Linked DNA regions of Homo sapiens: region 1 is linked to region 2. Evidence: chromatin contacts called from ENCODE Hi-C data. All regions are on one chromosome and are shown on one strand. The core of a region is the stretch at or near the end of the contact, and the rest is flanking DNA. Distances in the headings are between cores, read along the strand shown.

Region 1 (5,312 bases), core at 1,671-4,170, 480 kb after region 2:
TGGATACACTACTGTTCCATTATCCATTCACCTGTTGATGGGCATTCATGTTGTTTCCATCTGTTGGCTATCATGAATGATACTGCTATGAACATGGGTGTACAACTATCTCTTCAAGTCCCTGCCTTCGGTTGTTTTGGGTATACGTCTAGAGGTGGAATTGCTAGATCATATGGCAATTCTGTGTTTAACTTCTCCAGGAACCACTATACTGTTTCCACAGCAGCTGCACCATCTTACATTCCCACTAATAGGGCACAGCAGTTCCAGTTTCTCCACACCCTTGCCAATACTTGTTGTTTTCTGTGTGTTTTTTTAATGATAGCCATTTTAATGAGTGTGGGATCATCCTTAAAATATAAATGGCCATGAAAAAGTGAGATCCCAGGGCGAGGCATTATGGGACTTTTCCTAAGTGTGCTCTAAAGGGAGATAGCTGGGGTGCTGGAGAGAGGTCCTAGATTTGGAGGGCACTTAGCGGGAGCAGAGACAGGATAGTGGGTGCCAAGACCACACTCCTGGAGCTTACAGCGTGGACTCAGGGCTGGCTTAAGGAGACTCCCCACCATGGGAGAACTGAAACCCAGAAGGTTTCCATGAGGAAAGATTTGTTTGTTGGGCTCATGCCCCTGGGGAAAAGCTGTTTCTAATTTGGACCTTTCTTTCTATGTGTTGCTTCCCAGTGCGACAACGCAAAAGGGTTGAAAGCCTTCTACGATGCAATAAAATACGGGCCTAACCACTTGATGGTGTTTGGAGGCGTCTGTCCATCCGTCACATCCATCATTGCAGAGTCCCTCCAAGGCTGGAATCTGGTGCAGGTAAGGTCTGAGCTACCTTCTTTTGTGGGGAGGTGTCTTTGGTTGGCCCTCAGTCTTTTGCAGGAATTATTCCTTGTACAATGTGGTTTCTATGTTGCCTGGGTCAGGCCTCCTGGACTTTCTCCTGGGTGATAGCACAGCCTTTCACTGCTGGCCTGACTTGGCATGGCCCCCACAGTAGGTCTCTAAAGGGCAGCCCTGATGCTATCACCATGTATTTGAAGGCTTCAGGGCTCACCACTGACTCCCTAGCCCAGCTTTCAGAGCCACTGATGCCAGTCCAACCTGCCTGCCCAGTGTTATCTCCTGCTCCTTCCACTTGCTCCACAGCACAGCCTTGCCAGACACCCTGCCTTTCCACACATGCGCCCTGGACCTTTGGGCCTCAGAGCCCTGCTCTCACCGTTCCCTTAACCAGATGACTCCTCATCAATTCTCTGCCAAGTCTCCCTTTCCCACTGAGATTCTCTTTTGTTATCTACGACTGCCTTTGTCCTCGGTTAAGTCTTTCCTGGTCTCCTTGCCAATTATTCACTCTTTGCCCTGGCAGATTTTATACATCATTGAATGCTCCACCAACATATATACAGTCTATTGTAGGTGAGACTTTCCAGTGTTAGCTGTTATTTGGGATGGGAAAGAAGAGTGTAGAACTATATGACCACCAGGGGTGAGTGGTGGCCCATACACATGTTTACTTTTTTGCTCCATCCATCCATCCATCCATCCATCCATTCACCTATCCATCCATCCATATGTTCACCCATCCATTCGCCTAACCATCCATCCATCCATCCATCCATCCATGCATCCACCCATCCACCCGTTCAGCTATCCATCCATCCACACATTCACCTATCCATCCATCCATCTGTCCATCCATCCATCCACCTATCCATCCATCTTTCCATCCGTCTGTCCATCCATCCATCCATCCACCCATACATCCATCCATCCATACATCCACCCACCCATTCACCTATCCATCCATCCATCCATCCATCCATCCATCCATCCATCCATCCATCCAACAAATATTTTAGGCAACTTACTCTGTGCCTGGATTTTGGTAGGCACACTGGGGATACAATGCTGAACAGGATAGGTATGGTTCACATTATTCTGGAGCTTACATTCTAGGAGGAAGACAGGCAAGAAGCAAGTAAGTAATTAAATAATAATATTATTAAGGTTGTATATGGAGGGTCTGCCATGTGCTAGACACTGTTCTTAGTATTTTTCTGCGTGAACTCTTTTAATTTTTAAATCCACTCTATGCTTTAGGTACCTTATCCCCATTTTATAGATAATGGAACTGAGGCACAGAAAAGCTATCTAACTTGCACAAGGACTCACAGCTAGTAAGTAGTAGGGCCAGGATTTTAACTCAAGCAGTCTGGCCCTTAAGATAAGACTGTAGTAAGGAAACTTGGCGATGACAGAAGGAAACAGGGTGATGAGATATATAGTGACTGCCTTGGGGTAGTCAGAAAAGGTCTCTTGGAGGAGGTGACATTCAAGCTGAGACCCAAAGGGTGAGAAGGAGACCACTGGGTGAAGCGCATTCCATGTCAGTGAATGGAATAGTAAACGGAGGAAGGCAGCTTGTGATAGGAAAGGACCTGGTGTATTCGTGGAACAGAAAACAGGGAAATGGGGCTGGAGCATGATGGGTGGGGAGCCAGGGTGAAGAGAGTGAGTGACAGGGTGAGCAGGAGCCTGACCACATAGAGGATCTGTTTCATTCCACTTGCACTGGCTGAGGACTTCCTCTGTGTCTGGTGCTGCATGCATGGGGTGCTGGGGTGGAGCCCAAGCTTGCAGCCACGAGGGGTGGTGGGCACAAGCTATGGCAGGTGTGATGAAAGAGAGGTGGGGCCCGGGCGAGGGCCCCTCACTTAGCCCCGGGTCAAGGAAGCCCCAGGGCAGGTGCTATGGTAGGTGCATGAAGCTGGCTGCTGAAGGAGGAGAGGGCGTTGGACAGCTGGAGACATGGGGGAGAGCGCCGCTGCAGAGGAAACTGGGCGTGCAAAAGCGGGAGGTGGGAAAGTATGTGGGCTTGGGGAGTGCTGAGTCATTCCTTGTGGCCGGAGCAGGCCACACTGATTGTGGGTGGATGCAACAGGAAGAGGAGACCAGAAAAGCAGCCATGTGCTCTGGTGCAAACCTAACCACAAACCTAACCACACACCTGAAAGCCAGCATGGCTCAGTGTGCCGTGGGAGCCTGGCCTCATGCCCTCAGGGTGCCCAGGACAGCTGTGGAGACCTTGGACCAGTCACTTAGATTCTCTGGGCTTGAGCTTGCTTTCCTGAACATTGAGGAGCACATTCTCTATTAGTTAGAGCCATGTGCTGCCTCCCTGAGCCTCAGTTTCATCATCTGCATAATCAAGGTAGTAATAGGACTGCTTTCATTGGTTTGTTGTGTGGATGGAAAGACTGAAAAAGGATTAGAGCTGTGTCTGGCACACAGTTAGTGCTAACTAAGTGTTCTTTGTGGTTAGTCCTGCCCTGTCTCCTCCCACTCCCCAAGTTGAGTCCCCTGATTACTTGTCATTCCTGGTCTTTCTTGCATTCCCACCTTTTCTTACACTGTTCCTACCACCCAAAACATCCCATTCTTCCTATACCCAGTGTATCAAGTGCTGCCCATTCTTTAAGACCCAGCTTAAATGCTGCCTCCTTCAGGAAGCCTTTCCTGCCTGCTCCTAGGGGGCTGCTAAAGTAGGGCCCTAGAAAGCCTATCACTTCCCCTTGTTTAATTCTAGCAGAGCTTGTGCACAGCCCAGTGTCCCACTCCACTCTGCCTGTCTCTCTCTTAGGGTTTTGCAGATTTGGGGGGGGGTGGTGGTGTTTATAAATGTTTGTCTCTCCAGCTGGGCTGTGAGCTTCTTAAGGACAGAACCTGGACTTTTCTTTTTCCCTGTGCCTATCATTTCACAGTCTTCATTAGAAATCTGCTCAATGATCAGAGGGATGGAGGGAGGTGGGAAGGGATGGAAGGATCTGAAGATGGACGCTTTGTCCAGGCATGAGAGGCTGAGGTCCCAGGGAAATCCCCTGCCCAGAGAGGAATCCAGCTGATTCCACTGATTCTCAGTGTCACTTGGAACCACCTGTCCCTCAGAATTCCCTGAGGAGCTGCAGGAACAAGCACAACGTTGGAAACTCCCAGCTTGCAGACCACAGCTACCTGGCCTCTCCATGAGCAGGACAGCCCTCCAACCTAGAGGAGATGATAAGACATAGAACTGGGTTACAAGATGGGGACTGTGTTAGTTATTTACCACTGGGTAACAAATCCCCCCAAATTTAGTGTCTTAAAACAGCAATATTATGTATTATTTCATTATTTCTCTGGTTCAGGAATTCAGACACACTGAATGGCTTGTGTTTGCTCCATGGTGTTTGGGGCCCAGCTGGAGGATTTGAAGGCTGGGGGCTGGCATCATCTGAAGGCTTGATTAGGGCCGAAGGATCTGCTTCCAGTGTGGCTCCTCTCCATGTGGAGGTCTCCATAGGGCTGCCTGAGTGTCCTCATGACAAGGCAGCTGGCATCCCCCAAAGTGAGTCACGAAAAGACCAAGGCAGAGGTGACAAAGTCTTTTGGGACTTAGCTTTGGAAATTGCATACTATAAGTTCTGCTGAAATCTGTGGATCACACAAATTAGCTCTTATTTAGAGAGGAATAGTACCAAGGTGTAGTGGGAGGTAAGCTCACTGGGTGCTAGCTTGGAGACTGGATACTATAGTGACTAATGTCTGGAGGAAGGCAGGAACTCCAGTTGCCCAGCAAGGGGCACTTGATGCTGAGGCCCTGCCCTGTTTTGCAGAACTCCTGCTCATCCTTCAAAACCCCGGATACCACTTCCTCTGTGATGCCTTCCCTGATCTCCTTCTTTTCCCCCTTTCCTTCAGTGCCGCCCATTCCCCGCTCAAAAAGTAAATTAATTATTTCTTCCTCCGCTACACCCTGCATTCCCAATAGGGGGTGATATCTTCTCCAAGGGAGTAAACATTGGTTCTTGTGGCGAGGCAAAAAAAATCTTACTTTTTTAATGTATAAAGCATAGATATAGATGTAGTACACAAACAGATCTATGCATGCCTGTGGTATTACAATTTCACCAGGGGGCAAGAGTAGGAAAAAACAGCCAGAAAGACTTCTTAGGAGACTAACAGTGAAACGAAGGTTGAGAAACACTGTTCTACATCCTTCTATATTGTGTACAGTATTCTCTTATTAAATAAATTTCATGTCAATGAATTGTACACTTAAAATTGGTAAAGATGGTAAATTTTATATGTATATTTTACCTCAATTAACAAAAATAAAATTTAAAAAATGGGCTGGGCATGGTTGCTCATGCCTGTAATTCCAGTGCTTTGGGAGGCCAAGGCAGGAGGATGGCTTTAAGCCAGGGGTTTGAGGCCAGCCTGGGGAACATAGTGAGACCTCATCTCTACAAAAAATTATAAAATTTAGCC
Region 2 (6,063 bases), core at 2,275-4,774:
TGCAAGTGCAATGTTTCTTGAGAAGATGCTTTAAATAATTTGCCATTGTCTGTAACTGTGACTCTTAACTGTAAAGAGTTTCATGACCTGCTGAAGAAATCATCTTCAGAAAGGGAGAAAATGTTCTCAAGAGTTTTAAAAAGAGCACTGAATCAAGGAAGGGCATTCTTTTTGATAAACCCATGTTTAATCACCAACTCTTTCACTTAATAGAGAAAGCTACCTCTTCAGAGCCTCAGTTTCATAATCTGCAAAACGGGGATGATAGTACCCACCTCAAAGCATTGCTCTAGGGCTAGAAGATGGACAATGCCAGTTGCCCATGTTCTTATGAGGCAGATGGTGCCAAAAATTAAAGGAATCTTCTAGATTGCTTATACCAACCAATGATTCCACAGATGAACAAACTGAGGCCAAGATAGAGGAAGCCCTCTGCCCAAGAAGATTTGGCTACTACATGGGAACAGCAGGTCTCCAGCCTCTGGATCTAGTTATTCCTCCGCTCTACTGTGGGAACCTCCTGTTAGCACCCATTAATTTCTAGGATTTCACCAGATACTAAACCGTGCACAGCTGACTGTCCAGAGTTTGGAGAGCTTGGTGCTAGATACCAAGGAGGACTCAGGAAATGCTGATAAATGAATGCATGAGCAGTCCAACAGGGTAACTACTCACGTTGCTGGAAAGCGCAGGGGGTGGAGGGCTGTCGGCAGGAATGGGGATCAGTTCTCCCAGCTTTAAGAAAAACAGTACATTGAAATGAAAGATCAATTACAAACTTCTCCCATTTCAAAACAGAAAAAAATGGCATTTATGGGAGTAGATTATTATTTTTAGAGGGTATTTGAAGGCAGTGTGTTAAAGGAAGTTTAGAAATTACCTGTAATTTTTTCCAGCCATCTCTAACACGAATGAAAAACTCAGTGCTGTCCCTCAGGTAGATGAATGTTCCTTCTATAACCAAATGCGCTTTCTGCAGCATGTCATCCATGTTGCTGAATGCTGTGACCTGTCAGATCATTTAAATTCCAAACACTGCCATTATCATTAGAGGAATGGCACCATCTGATAACCTGGCCTCTCTGTAAAGTCAACTAGGAGCCGTCCCCAGATACTCAATAAAGAGGCTTGTTAATGTGCCAGATAGAGGTATATACCTTCATTAGTAACTAAAGGGCATTCTTCTTGATAAAACAAAAACATGTATACTTTGAAACACAAATCTAACTTATAATAAATGAATTAAAACAAAAATGACAATATTATGTGAGTATAAAGACATTTACAAATTGTCAATGGAGTTATCTTTGTTTTGGTTTGGGTATTAGCAAAAGCACTGGTAAGTTTTACCACTTCTATTTTTTTAAGCTACTTGGTGGCACTAACATGGTTAAATGGTGTTACTTCATGCTGGTCCTTGAAGAGTTTCAAATTTTTCATTTGGAATAAGAAAGGCAAGCAAGTGAGCAACTATACTTAAGGTCTTAAATCTTTTTTGTCTAGCTTGGTAGTTACATTAAATGCATGATAGAAAATGGAGGTCTGTAATTTCTCTGCCTAGAAAAGTGCCAAAGATTAGACAGCCATTTGGCATATCTAGAAGCACATACAGAAGCTACAAAAATCTATTGAATAGCATCAAATCTCAAAGAAATAACGGCCAAGAGAGTTTTTATTTTTCATTGTAACTGAGAAAGATTATAAAATATTAATTTTCACCTAGCCTTGAAGATAATGGCTTTGTGCATCAAAATGACTTAGATATCCCCAAGGGAACCAAATATCAGAATTCCATCATATGTAGGACAGTTCTTTCTTTTGGCAGCCAAATTTTGCAACTAACATCCAGCAAAGATCAAAGAGCATTTTTGGACTCCTGACATCCTTGTGAAGTATTTGTCCATTTTTCTGTGCATTACAGTAATCTTGGAGTGCTATGTCTTGTTCCAACGAACTGCAGGGTAACGAATGTGCCAGAGATGTTCTTTGGCAGAATGGAGAAGACTGAATTATCCAAGTAAATCTGACCAGCACAAGGACCTGTTGTAACATTGTTTATGCTCTTGGGCTTTTGTTGTTTTGTTTTTTCTTTTTTTTCTAGAGATGGGGTATTGCTTTTTCACCCAGGCTGGAGTGCAGTGGCACAGTCATGGTTCACTGGAGCCTCGACTTCCCAGGCTCAAGTGATCCTTAGCTTCTCAAGTAGCTGGGACTACAGATATGCACCACCACACCCAGTTAATTTTTACATTTTTCTGTAGAGGCAGGATCTCACTATGTTGCCCAGGCTAGTCTTGAACTCCTAGACTCAAGTGATTCTCCTGCTTCAGCCTCTCAAAGTGCTGGGATTACAGGAGTGAGCCACCGCACCCGAGCAGGTTTATGCTTTTTGAAATACTATTATTGGTGGCCAGGCGTGGTGGCTCGTGTCTGTACTCCCAGCACTTTGGGAGGCCAAGGTGGGAGAATCACCTTGGTGGCCCATGAGTTCAAGGCCAGCCTGGGCAATGTAACAAAAACCCTGTCTCTACAAAAAAAAAAAAAAAAAAATTAGCCAGGTGTGGTAGTGTGCATCTGTAGTCCCAGCTACTCTGGAGGCTGAGATGAGAGGATTACCTGAGCTCAGGGAGGTTGAGGCTGCAGTGAGCCGTGATCTCACCACTGTACTCCAGTTTGGGTGACAGAGTGAGACCCCGTCCACCCCTCATCCAGCAAAAAAAAAATATATATATATATATATATATAAAAATATATAAGTAATATGATTGGTTCTTGTTATAACTTAGTCAATTAAGGATTCGAATGGTGGAACTTACATATACATGATTTTGTTTTTTCACGTCTTTTTACTTAATAAGTCATCCAAATAGATAACAAATCCCTTCTACTATTTATGGAATTGCACCAAGCCTACTATCATGAAGGCCTGATCCCCAAGGGATGTCAGACACAGGAGATCGTAGGCAGAGTTTTAAGTATATCTATCCCAAATGGAATGATGACTACACACTGATGATAATACTGACCAGGTTTCTGGATCCGGGAAGCCCTGGCTGTCCTGGAGGGCCAGGGGGACCTGGAAGGGCCACAGCTAAGACAAAACAGAAAAGAGAAGTTACACAAAAACCACACTCTGAAAAATGTCTGAGGTATCAGCTGACTCCCGGAGAGAAGTGTGTTCAACCCCATTCACAGCGCCACAAAGCATCCCAACTTCCACCTGTATCTTGGGTGCTGTGCCCCCAGCGTGTGACTTAGGCCACATTGACTGGTTCAGGGAAGAGCTGGGATTCTTGATTGTTACCCTGGATGAAGCCATGGCTAGTGCTTTTCCGTTTCATAAGTGAATCAATTCCTTTTGTGGTTGTTTTATAAAAGCCAGCTTAAGTTGAATATTTTGTCACTTGCATTCAAAAATGTCCTGACTCATATAACTTATTTCACCCAAGAGACAAGCATGTGACACTGAACAGAGGAAGCAGGCTCAGAAAGAGGAAGAGAAGGCTCTAGGGAGTGGGAGGAGACCAGGGTGGTGCAGTGACAGTAGCCCTGGCCTTGGGGCCAGAGACATGGACTCAAGTCCTTAAGTTTGTCCATTCCTAGCTGTGTGATCTCGAGGAAACAGCAAGCTCTCCAAAGCTGTTTCCTCATCTGCAAAATGTAAAATAGGCATTTCTTCTTCCCTGGGCTGCGGTGAGAACTGAGTGCTTTGAAAATTGTACATGTACAGCATTCATCCGGCCAGGAGCTCTTAGCTTTTGAAGAGTCACAGTGCCCTTAAAAATCAGATCAAGGTTAGTGCCCTCTTTCCCAGAGAAATGCACACATAATTCTATAAAAAAATATTACTGGGATGACAAATCCTGGAGGTATATCCTTGAACTCTCTAGGAGTCTATGATTCCTCAACTGAAAAGCCCTTACTTTAGGCAAACATAAAGTAGTATAATTACAACTATTCCTTTGGCTGTTCTTCTACCTCTCTCATCCTCTGCTCACCCTACCCCCGACAACTCCTCCAAATCTGCCAAGCTCTTGGCAGAATTAAGGGTGTTTTTACAAGCCCCAGTAAAATTATACAGTCCTTCAGGTCGTTGCAAGCAAATGTTCAGTTCCAACATAGGACTTGAACACCCACACACAGGTGGCAAATGTCTAGTGGATAGAGGGCCAGTGGACTCGGATTTGGATCCCAGCCATGCCTCCTAATAGAATTTGTGACCTCAAGTAAGTCTCTTCACCTCTGTGAGCTTCAGTGTCTTCATCCGTGAGATGAATTTTATAATAATATCTGTTTTATCTTCCTCCCAGGGTTGCTGTGAAGACTACATGGGATAATGGCCATGAAAGTGTTTTGTAAACTGAATTGCTATACATTATGTGAGAAGCAATCCTTGCTCAATGCAGCAAGGCATCCCGGCAGCCCTAATGTAGTGTTGCTGTGGACAACAGTTTTTCTCCACCTTGCACTCACCCTGTAATATGCCTCCACCTCCTGTAGTCCTACTCCTCCCTCATGGCTGTGTGGGCACCTGTGGTTCCATACACTCGGCACCTTCTTCCTTTGTAGGACCAGTGTCCTCATCTCCTTCTCTTGGGACCTTCCCTTCACCTCTACAACCATTTGGTTCCAGAAAGAGCTACCATGTTCTCATGTGATCCGACCTCCTGGTCATAGGTGATTTGTCCAAGATTGGGTACCTCACCCAAGTCAGGCCCATCAGGACCCTTCTCTAGGACTTCCCCATCCCAGGACTTTTCAAACTAAAATAGTAAAAGAAGTTCAAGATTTCTAGCTGACAGTGGAAGCTGTAAGTTGTCAGTAACCATATTTCCCGCTGTGCAGAGGATGTGGTTTGTGGTGAGGAAGCGTGAAACTGCATGCAGAGAGAAGCCGAGACAAGAGATGGCCAGAGAATCCTTGCAGGGGTTGAGTCCCTGGCTCTGGCTGTTCCTGAGGTCCAGCTGTTTATCTACCTCTCCCACAAGTTGACTGTTCACTCCCTCCTTCACACCCAGTACATTTCCCCTTTGCTTGAGCTACTTTGAGTTACGTTTCTATCACTTGCAGCCAAAAGATCCAAGGCTAAGTCAAAGCCCCAGCCCCAAAGTCACCTCCTGTGTAAAGCTCTCCTTATGCCAAGGACTCTGTAGGTCTCTTTCCAGGTATGCTTCCACCATACCTGGCTCCTGCCAAGCCAAACAACAAAAAAGTATGCCTTCATGCTATTATTGCTGCTATTATTGTCTCCTCCAATGGACATAGTAGAAATAACACAGGCTTTGGAGCTACACTGCTCTGGGTCTGAATCCTGTTGGTGTCACTTATTAGCTGTGTGACCTTGGAAAGGTTCCTAAATGTCTCTGGGCCTCACTTTCCTTACCTGTACAATGGGGATGTTAATGCTTTTTTTAAAGTGTTGTTGTGAGGTTTCAATAAAATACCATAGCAAAGTGATTAGCAAAATGCCTGGCATCTGATACATGCTCATTACATAGAGATTTTCTTTAATTTTGCCAGTTTTGCATATGAGGAGGTGAGGCTCTAAAGGATGAATAGATTTTTATATACAGAGTTCCAGTCACTGCTGGTCATTAAGACAGGTTCTCACGCCCCTAAGGCATTGACAAAGCAGCCAGGAAGTTTCCACTCACATGTGAAAAGATGCTCAACATCATTAGTCATTAGGGAAATGCAAACCAAAACCACAGTGAGATATCACTTCATACCAAGTAGGATGGCTATAATCAAAAAGATACAATGAGGATACCATAATATGGGAGGAGAAATTGGAACCCCCTCATACACTGCCACTGCTGATGGGAATGAGAAATGTTGTGACTCCTTCGGAAAACAGTCTGGCAGTTCCTCAAAAAGTTAAACATAGAGTTACCATATGACCCAGCAATTTCTCCTACGTATATACTGAAGAGAACGGAAAACATGTTCACATAAAAACTTGTACACGAAAGTTCATAGTAGCATTATTCATAATAGCCAAAAAGTAGAAACAACCCAAATGTCCATGAACAGATTAATGAATAAACAAAATGTATATCCTAT

Evidence for each region. Hi-C counts contacts between places; a loop is a spot of excess contacts on that map. Pooled maps may share reads with other maps.
Region 1: a map with no recorded cell type shows a loop between it and region 2 (15-fold over the local background). The contact joins two enhancer-like sites. A Hi-C loop is called at or near these places in 4 of 37 single-sample maps with no recorded cell type and 3 of 50 pooled maps.

Annotation. Positions count from the first base shown.
Region 1 is chr9:98,573,444-98,578,755 of GRCh38, reverse strand. GABBR2 (gamma-aminobutyric acid type B receptor subunit 2) reads left to right here. Exons shown (of 19, transcript NM_005458.8): 2 at 684-821. Among named protein-coding and RNA genes, the nearest start is that of GABBR2, 130 kb to the left of the region's middle. RefSeq lists an enhancer at 2,821-2,880. Within about 2 kb of position 2,920, at least 2 of the 41 ENCODE cell types and tissues checked have a DNase peak (open chromatin) inside an H3K27ac peak, as active enhancers do.
Region 2 is chr9:99,056,917-99,062,979 of GRCh38, reverse strand. COL15A1 (collagen type XV alpha 1 chain) reads right to left here. Exons shown (of 42, transcript NM_001855.5): 36 at 3,027-3,091; 37 at 881-1,009; 38 at 676-735. Among named protein-coding and RNA genes, the nearest start is that of TGFBR1, 45 kb to the left of the region's middle. Within about 2 kb of position 3,524, at least 18 of the 41 ENCODE cell types and tissues checked have a DNase peak (open chromatin) inside an H3K27ac peak, as active enhancers do.